Regions from separate parts of the Mus musculus genome. Here region 2 is linked to region 1. Evidence: chromatin loops called from intact Hi-C (ENCODE). Cell type or tissue: heart. All regions are shown on one strand.

Region 1 (5,000 bases):
CTTGTTTGATGATATTCTTAATCACATATCCTTCGTCGTTTGCTGGTGTTCTCAGGTGCTGTTAATAAAAACCAGTATTCCTAAAAGCACAAATAGATTGGAAGCAGATGTTGTTAGTAAAAACGGAATTGGCAAAAGGAAAAAAGTTTGCAATTTAAAAACGGACTAATGTCTTTAATGTGCGAGTTTGCTGTGACTATGCGTTCCTGAAGGATGTGAAGCCCAGGGAAAGAGTTCAGAAAAATGTCTGAAAGAACAGTGCTGGAATTGCTGGCCGAGGTTGTAGGAGATAAACTAAACATGAAGAGTAGCCTCAAATCAGCCTGTGCTAAATTGTAACATAAAATATGACTTTAAACAAATCTTAAAAATACAAAAAGGTAAATTAATTTGGAGCATATTTCACTTTTAAGCAGAGTTCTAATTACATTTGTAAATGCATATTCCTTTTCCACATGTCAGGTATACATAATAATATTTCATAATTCTGTGTTTAAAACATGCAAATGTGACATCAGGAATTATCTATAGCCCCATTATCATTATAGTTTATTCAATTTTTTGTTTTTTTGTTTTCAAATGGCTATTTTGTGAGCATTTATTTCTTTATAATAAAATGAAGCTTTTCAAATATAGGTGTATTAAAACTGAATTTTTACAAAATCAAGTTATAGTGAAAATGGGAAAAAAAAAAGGAGAAATCTCAGCTTGGGAAAGTGAACTCTTCTTTATGATGTCATTCTTAATTTTGTAATGAAAGGAAACCAAGGGAAGTTTCTCCGAGAAGCCCTTAGAGAAAGGTAGGAAGGAGACTCCCATCGCCCAGGTCCAGTTGGAGTTGTGAGAACGCCTTGGGGTCCCTTCCGTGCCATTTAGCATCTCTGAACTTAAAAAAAAAATAGAAATACATATTAGTTCACCAGCAGAACGACTTTGTTCACAAAAGCAAAACCCTCCCCTAAACAAAACCACAAGCATCGTTCTTGGATTAAATAACTCTTCCCCTCGGTTTCTAAAATCCGTAGCTCCTGGAACCAGCACCGCCTCACCCACAGCCAGCTTCATAAACCGGCGAACATAAATATAAATATAAGTTTTTGTCATGAGGTCATAAAATTAACTGTAACTACTAAGACTCGCGTGTACAAAGGCGCCAGAGTTTTATTACTCTGCCTTACCTAGAGTTCAGTTTCAAATAACAATTTTGACAAATTATCAACTGACATCATGTTTCTTGAATGGAGGCGGATGTGCATGATTAATTACCTGTAATATTATAGACATTAATGCGCACTTCAACATTTAATCACTGGAATATTTGTGGATATAATATCATGTAGGAGGCATAAAACAACGCAACCACTTACTTTCAAGACTGAAATATACGACTGGAGTTAAATGTCATCAATGAACTGATGTAAATCCAGGGGCAGTTATTAAAACAGTTTTTCTTAATTTTATTACACATCAGAAAATGTTTTAAAGAAAAAAAATTGGCTCACACTAACCCCACGTGAAACTTCTCTTTTTCCCTAATTCCCCTAAACTCATTCTTCCGGAGCTGACCAGGTTTCCACTTTTGGAAGCTACTGGCCTCAGCAATCATTCCTGTGTGAAAAAGTGTCTACCAAACAGGGAATAAAGAGAATTTTAAAAGGGGGGTGGCTAGGTGGGAGGGGAGACTATTTTAGTTTTGTTATGATTTTTATTTTTTTGCCAAGAGAAATAGAATCTTTCCCGTTTTACTTTATTATTATTATTATTATTATTATTAATTAATTAATTAACAAGCCTCATTGACCATGTAGTCTTTAAAGTGTAGTCGACACTGAGCATCGAACACTCCCATACTTGAGTTCAAGCAGATGAGCTACGTGTGATAATTTTGTTTCTAAAAGTTGAAGAAATGTTACCGAAATGACAGATGGTATTTTTAAAATTCAGGGTCCCGATTACCTGTCCATTCATTCGTTTTTTCCAAGTGTTTGCCACCCGGTACTTTAACAGTATCGAAAAGGTAGGTTTTATGTTTAGTTCATAAGAAAAAAAGGAAACACACTTCTCAAGAACAATTTTTATTTTACAACGCCAATCGAATATCCTTGGGGCCTTTTCCCTTTGGAAAGAATTTTAACACTTGCCTCATTGACAAACAATCCACGGAGTGGTTAGTCTGAAAGAAAGTTCTGTCTCTCTTTGGTTTTTACACTCTACTACTCAATTCAAGTCTTTGAAAATTGTCGGAGCAAGGAATCCATAGTAAAACAACCACGAATTTTAATAAAGAGAAACTTCTTATAAAGATTGCTCCCACACAGGACTAGCTGCAGTAGAGTACATTAAGATTGAAAGGAAATTAATTCGGAGGGTGTGTGGGTAATATGTATTTCATGGCACAACCCTGAACGATTTATTAAAGAAAACGAAAACATGAGTTTAGGAATATATAATTCCCTTAAGAGGATGCATTATAAAGATTTTTTTTTTTTTTTTTTTTGGTTCGGAAAAGCAATCCTTCCCTTTAGGATCGCGGAGCAAGTTGGGCGAGGCTGCCAGGACCCGCCCACAACCCCGCCCCCCGCACCCCTCCCACAGCGACGCGAGTTCTCCAGTTACGAAGGGAACTCCCGTTTTTATGCAAAATAGCACGCGCGACAATTATTAACCTAGCCAATGAGCAAGCAGCATCCCGCCCTAAAGAAGGTGGAGCCAGGGACCCCAAGCGACGCCGCGCCGTGCCCGCCTCGTGTTTCTTCAGAGGCGGGCGCTGGGCGGAGAAACAACCAGGCAACGTTATTTACATGCAGCCACACTATTGGCTGGAGCTGCTACGAGGGGGAGGAGTGGCGGGAGAGTGCTGGAGGCGGGGGGGGGGGGAGGGGCGTGGCGAGAAGGGAGGGGCGAGGAGGGGGGAAAAAGGAAAGGTCCAAAGTGAAGTTCAAGGATTGGTCTAGCAACGATGACGCAAGAAAGGCATAATTAGCAAATGAGAGCACTGAATTAATGCCCCTCCCTCTAGTTCCACCCAGTAATGAACAATCCAATGAATGATGAGCCTGTGCAGAAAATTCTTTGGATATTTAAATCACAAATCTCGAACTCTATTTAAATATTTATGAGGAGGAGGGGAGGTATAGAATGTCTTCAGGAAGCGTTTCTGATTGGCTGGTTTTCCCAAGGGTGTGTTAGTCGTCCGGAAAGTGCGAGCGGGAACCCCGATCAACTACATTATTGATTATTGTGTTTCTGGCTTTATTTTGCCTTCCTCCCACCTAGTCTTCCTCTGTAATTTGTTGCATGTGTAGTTCAAGTGGCCCAGCTTTGTCGTGATTGCGCTGTTGGTATATTTTCTTTTTCGTAACTCAAGCTCTATTTTCACCGATTTTTAAAACGCAAAGATCTGGGACAGATGGAAACAATTAGAAGCTCCGCTCTGTGGACGTGTATAATCTTATTAGTTTAATGGGTCACAGGGCGCGGGACCTATTTCCTATGGATCAAAGTGAAAACAAACACGGTTAATATCCCATTTTGTTTTAGAACCAAATCGGATCGGGTTCCCTCTGTCGGTCGTGGTAATGACAATATTTAGAGAACTTAGGTTGCCTTGAAGTTTAGGAGGAAATGGAGCCATTGAAATATTCTGTTTTTAAAACTCATTAATATTACCACCAGGTAGCCGGCTGCAAGTTTTCTGAGCATTCTTGAGTTTATCACAGTAGCATGGCTATTAAGGATTTGCGTGTTGCTTGTTTTGATCTATTGCCTTAATGAAGTGAAAAATCCTGCAAAGTTCCCTGCTAATTATACTGCCTTCTCAGGTTCCTCTATTTCGGCTCAGTGTGAACATTGGAGTGCTTGGTGTAATTTTCAACTACAGTTTCTCTTAATAATTTCCTTTTTTCTGTGGATGGTGAGAACAGACCTTTTGTTTATTTACTTATTTATTTTATTCTTAGAATTTACTTGATTATTTGAAGACGGGGTTTCCCTGTATAGTTCAGGCTAATCTCCAATTCTTGATCCTTCTGTTCCATGCACCCCAGAACTGGAATCTCACAGGCATGCACCACACCTGGCCAGACTTGCAGTGTTATCTCTATTATTAAAATTAGTGATTCAACAACGTGCACCCAAAATTTAGTATTCCATTTGCTAGCATTCAGACTCCTGAGCATCAGTGGGCCCCGGATCAGAATCAAACTGTAAGGAAACTGTTTTCACATTTTGAATCGTGTGTGGTTGTGTTATTCTGAGGCAAAAATATAATCTAAGCTGTAGGTACAGGGTGGGCCAGGTCTTCTCTTCTTAGAAAAGACCTTCTCTTTAAGGCCTTCTCCCCTGCAGTAACTTCTCACCCTAATAAATTAAATGTGGCCACCGTGTGGTCCATTAGCTTGAAGTGTGAGGTGATGGCTCCTGTCAGAGGTGGCTGGCCCACTACAAACCCTTAAATATTCCTACAGATAATAAATATCTGCTCAAGGAACGGATGTAAATAATAGGTTCCTATTCCTTTAAAAGAAAAGAAAAAAAAAAAAAAACCAAACCTTTGTACCACAGCAATGAATAAAGGCACCTCAGAGCTGAGTCCCCTCAAAATGGAGAACCAGATCTTGAGAATTCTTGATCCAAGTGCAGGCCTCTGGCTCAGCAGGAACCTGAGCCAAAGTGTGAAACTCGCCCAGGTCTTCAGGAATGTAAACACATTTACATTTTTGTTTTGACGTTTACATTTACTTTAAATGTAAAAAGAAAAAGTCACATTTTTTTTTTTTTGGTTTGGATAGACCAGGATCCTCCCAAAAGAGCACTGGTTGTTAGTGAATCATTTTAATTCCAAAGAATATTTACCAGCAATTGGCCATGCAGGGCTGGGATTGAACAAACAAACCAAGAAACCAAGAAACCCGATGGTTTTCTGCAAGCCTGCACGCCGGGCTCAGGGGTTTCTGGGTCTTGGCTCTCCAGGCTTCTTAGCAGCCTTCACACCTGACCCA
Region 2 (5,000 bases), 1.1 Mb before region 1:
CACAACTAACCATACCCCCCTACTAACGCTCCAGGCTTTGGCAGAAGGCTGGATTGTACAGCATTCGTGGCAAAGAGCAATCAGGCATTGCAAGGCCGGCAGTTCACATTGAGCTGTCGCCTGTGTTCTGGCTCAGGTCGGCTCCCAGAGTAACTTGCCTTCTTCCTTATCTTACAGACGTCGTCTCCCATCCTTCAGACGCCAGCTCCTATAGGAGGGGGAGAAAGAAGCGCGTGCCTTACACTAAGGTGCAGTTGAAAGAACTCGAACGGGAATACGCTACGAACAAATTCATTACCAAGGACAAACGGAGGAGGATATCAGCCACGACAAACCTCTCTGAGAGGCAGGTCACAATCTGGTTCCAGAACAGGAGGGTCAAAGAGAAAAAAGTCATCAATAAACTCAAGACCACTAGTTAATGGATTAAAAGGTGGAGCAGAGGGCAGCTTGAAGAAACGCTTAAGGATTTGTTTCTTTGCCCAGATAATAATAATGCATCATACTAACTGAAGAATTGGATAGAGAGACGCTGACGTTTGCTCTCCTAAGGGGACTCTCTCTTCCATGGAATCTACAATTAAAACAAAACCTTAAGGAATGGTAAAGACTGCCAGGTTTCCCGACAACCCCACCACAGCGTTAAGTGACAAACTCTAGAGTCAACTCATCAGCCCCTAAAACACACAATTTCAGATAAATTATGAATTTTCTCAAATCTTGTAAGTATTTATGTGACCATTATATTTTAGGACACTGTGTTAGATGGTAATCTGAAAACTGGTTACAGAAACAAAGGCTGTTTCCACGCAGCTGGTCCAGCACCCTCCCCTTTGCATGTTAAGTGCCTGCTCAGGTAAACCTTATTGAAATCCCTGCCATTGTTCCTTCTGGAAATGTTTCAGGTAGAGGCTTAGAAGGGGGAAAGGCACTGAATTGTTTATTTGAACTATTGCTAAAAAGGGAGATGAGAGGAGAGAGAACGCTCATCCAAGGATCTATTGTTTTGATAGTAAATCTGGCCAGCTAAACCCTTGAGGTTACAAGAGAACCCTGGGTGGGTAAGGAGCTTCTGGAAATACCTTTCAATTGCTTACAACAAACATGGTGGATTAACCAACACTGTCAAAGGATTTTTCCACAGGATTTGTTGTAATTTTTGAAGTGTTTAAATCTCACCAAATAATACGAAGAATTCACTTTATGCCCCTTCTCCTGGAAGGTCCCACCCTAGTATGGATTTCTCCTAAAACATACTCTTTCTTTAAATTTTTTAAATTGGCATTTTCCAATACTTGTTAAACATTTTGCTAGGGACATCATTTTCCTTTTTTACTTAGAAAAAAAAACCTCAAAATGGAAACCCGTTCTCCCAAAATATTTAGATGTCTGCATTCTATATTTTAATTTACTAAAGGATTAGTATTTTTTTTTTCTTGTTTACTGTGTTAGGAGACTGCAGTAGAAAGTTTAGGGACTCATCGTCACAGCACATTTTAAATCAAGCAGTAATTTCAGTTCACACATTCGTTCTGTTCATATTCACTGTAAATGCTATCTTGTAAATAAAGACATTCAGCACACTGTGAAAATGTATTTGTGCACCTGCTTTTTAAATACTTCCACTAAAAATGAAAAATTAGATCTGTAGATAGTGGTATTAGCTCTGTTAATGAAATAATCACTGCCATTAAAATCTGAAGGAAACACTCCGAGTTACTTTTCTACGCGGAACTTGAACTGCACAAAAACTAAACAAGCAGGTTTGTTTTACACAAGCCAAGGACCAGTCTTTTATTATTATTATTGTTCAGGTTTTTCTAAATTTTTTATGAGAAGAGGAAAAAAATCTCACATAACTAAAAGCTCACAACTGAAAAGGTTTCGAGGAGATGAAAGTGTTAGGTGTTCTGAAAGGGAGAGAAAGGAAAGGAGGGAGGGAGAGAGAGGAGGTTCCCAGACTCCCTGTGGCAAATGAAAACCAGTTGTTGAGTATCAGCAATGCCTAGACTGTCGTATTTTAAAATCTGCTCTTAAGTCTGCATGTGACTGAAAGGACAGGTTTTTGGTATTTGTTGAAATGACAGGACTAGGAAAGGCCTTAAACCTTGACCTTGACGAAAAAAGACAATTTGTGACCTTGACTTTTGACAGCTCATGAATTGGTCTCAGCCAGATTCGTAGATCAAGGGCGCCACCTCGTGTTGACAAGCTTCCTTGACGTTCTTCAGCTTCAAGGGAACTGAGCTCTGACTTGACTTGTTTTAAAGGTTTAGTAGTCATATTTTTTTTTTTTGCTCCAAAAGGAGAATATTTGAATATATGTAAATTATACATGTGCTTGTATATATGTGAATATAATATATGTTTATACATGTATTTGCATATCAGTGTTTGTGTGCTTGTGTACATAATTGTAGAATTTGTACAGATATTATTAATTGCTGACGAGTGAAGATACTGTAATTTAAGCCGATTTCTAGACTTGGGGTACAAAATGCTCCTTATGCGGTGAATTTTGCTTCCTTTCTTTAATGGCCAACTTTAATCTGTCCTCACAGCAGCTCGCCGTGCATCAGATTTCTACAGATCTGTTTTAAAGCTGTACATGTTTGTTACAGTCCAAGACGTGTTCTTAAATAACCATTCACTCCCAGCCCTCACCCTCCAAGGTGGTCTGTGACCTTAATTAGAATTATCTGGGAATCTTTACGGCAAATTAAAAAGTCTCACATACCTTCCTAACTCTAGAGTTCTAGAGTTACATTTCAGAAATTCAAAGCAATCCACCTCTCTAAGAAGTCAGTAGGAGAACTTAAATATTTCATCTACAAAATGATCACAATACGGACACAGAAGAAAACTATTCTAGACAGCTCAGAGCTGATTGTTGCCCCATAATGGTGTGCAATCTTATATTGATACTTGCACACCATTTGTTTTGTAGAAGAAATAAATATACTTAATATCAACAACCACTATCAAAACTATATTAACAACCAGTATTATAGCTATTGTTTATTGGCCCCCAACAGCACAGGAGATATTGTGTTCAGAGTCATAAATTATACAATATGTTTATGTATTTAATATACAAGTGGGATAATGTGGGGTTTTGTTTTTGTTTTTTGTTTTTGCCAAATCCTTTGTGCGTGCACACATACACACACATATTAAAATGTTGAAGGAACCAGTAGCTTTGGAATTTGGGTTTTCAGCTGCAGATTAATTTTACCTTTATGTCAGGAGACAATAATAGTGAATGGGAGAACTGAATTTATCATTTGTTGGAAAATATTGGCTTGTTACAATCCCAGATGATGGAAACATCTCCTGCCTTTCTTGAAGACTTACAAAGACTTGAAAACAAGAGCTTCTTTATGTCTTTCTAGATGAAGAATTATGGGGGAAAAGATGTAAAGCTGCTTAAACAAACAAAAAAAATGGCCCTGAAATATACATGTCAGATGATCTTGTAAAGAGTAATCTTTTTGCTACCCTGAGGATTGCCAACCATCTGTGGAAACATATGAAGATAACTGCTTCAGACTCAGCACCCAGCACCTTGTGTTACAGCATCATTTCCAAATGAACTACCATCCAGCAACATTAATGGCATCTCCAAAATGTTTAAAATATTGGAAATTCCCCTCCAAGTTGGTTCAAACACTGTTTGTGAACTGCTCCAAATAGGACTCTTCTGGAGATAGGAGATATTTTTCTTTAGATGTAAGACATCTTCTGAACCTACGGCCTAGGGAAGAGCTAACAGCAGCTCTGCAGATGGAATACTGCCCCTTTGGAAAGTCACCACTACTGCAGTTCTGGGTAAAGTCTCTCTCTCTCTCTCTCTCTCTCTCTCTCTCTCTCTCTCTCTCTCTCTCTCTCTCCCTCCCTCCCTCCCTCCCTCCCTCCCTCCCTCCCTCCTTCCTTCCCTCCCTCCCTCCCCAGAAGATGTCAGGGTGCCCCTCCCTTTAGTTCTGACATGGTTGTTGACAGTGCCAATCTCAGATAACTCCCTTCTTATTTAAAATAGACATGGCATGGATTTACAGATTAGTTGAGGTGGTTATGGATTATAATCACTTCTTAGATATTTTTATTTTTTTATTTTATTATTGTTGTTGATGGTGGTGTTTTATTTTGTTTTCTGAGATACAGTTTCTTTGTCCTGGAACTCACTCTGTAGACCAGGATGGTCTCGAACTCAGAAATTCACCTGCCTGGTCTCCAGAGTGCTGGGGTTAATGGAATATGCTACCATGACTGGAGACTTCTTTATTTTTAAATAGTAACCAGCCTAAAACTTTTTGAACAAGACAGTCAGGAGAACATTGGCCTCCTCCTGAAAAACAAAACAAAAAATAAACAAAAAACGCCAACAAAAACTCCTAAAAGCACAGGAATAATAACGCAGACACTGGTCCATGAATAATGATGTTGAAAATATCATTCAAGTATTTTTTCTAAAAAGGAAACTTTCTGAATAAAAATTATAAACATGGAACTTGAAAAAACGACCTTTTCCATCTGCTCCCAATACTGTCAGATTTATTAAGTAACTTTAAGTGGACGGTTGTAAAACGTCACTATGCATTTCACTAAGTATTTATGCCTGATGCCGAACTGAGGCCAATGGTTGTTTTTTGTTTTGTTTTGTTTTGGTTTTTTTTAATTAATGTACGATTTCAAAATCAAACGAACTTAGAGACAAAGGGGGAAAATATCATTTAAAAATACTCAACTTAATTTAAATGTTTTGCTAGAGATTCCCCGGAAGGCAGTGAAATTCAGCTGAGTAGATGTATTTGTATACGAATAATAGCCAGATCATAGATAAGTACAGAGTGCTCGATGCTGAGTGTTTGGGTGGGTGAAGGTGCAGCATCTCTTTTCCTCTCAGTGAATCCCTGGGTTAGGAGCTGTGAGGAACGTTGCCCTGGAGCACTAATCCCCTGATGGGGGTCCATAGGCGCCCTTCTGGGCTTGTGAACCTCTAC

Evidence for each region. Peaks named below come from ENCODE experiments on the same cell type or tissue, not always from the same donor. Only the 100,000 strongest peaks of a DNase experiment are listed, where the experiment ranks them.
Region 2: it touches region 1 in a loop (4-fold over the local background); 7 of 42 quality-filtered maps call a loop at or near these places.

What each region holds. Positions count from the first base shown.
Region 1 is chr6:51,176,391-51,181,390 of GRCm38, reverse strand. No RefSeq gene overlaps it. Among named protein-coding and RNA genes, the nearest start is that of Gm32328, 12 kb to the right of the region's middle. In heart, no CTCF peak of the experiment used is centred here; a DNase peak (open chromatin) is centred at 2,740; H3K4me3 peaks cover 1,208 bases; H3K27me3 peaks cover 1,200 bases.
Region 2 is chr6:52,254,326-52,259,325 of GRCm38, reverse strand. It overlaps Hoxa13 (homeobox A13), which reads left to right. Exons shown (of 5, transcript NM_008264.1): 5 at 178-473. The coding sequence ends at 422. Among named protein-coding and RNA genes, the nearest start is that of Hoxa13, 4.1 kb to the left of the region's middle. In heart, a CTCF peak has its summit at 2,201 (motif pointing left); a DNase peak (open chromatin) is centred at 2,195; H3K27me3 peaks cover 2,964 bases.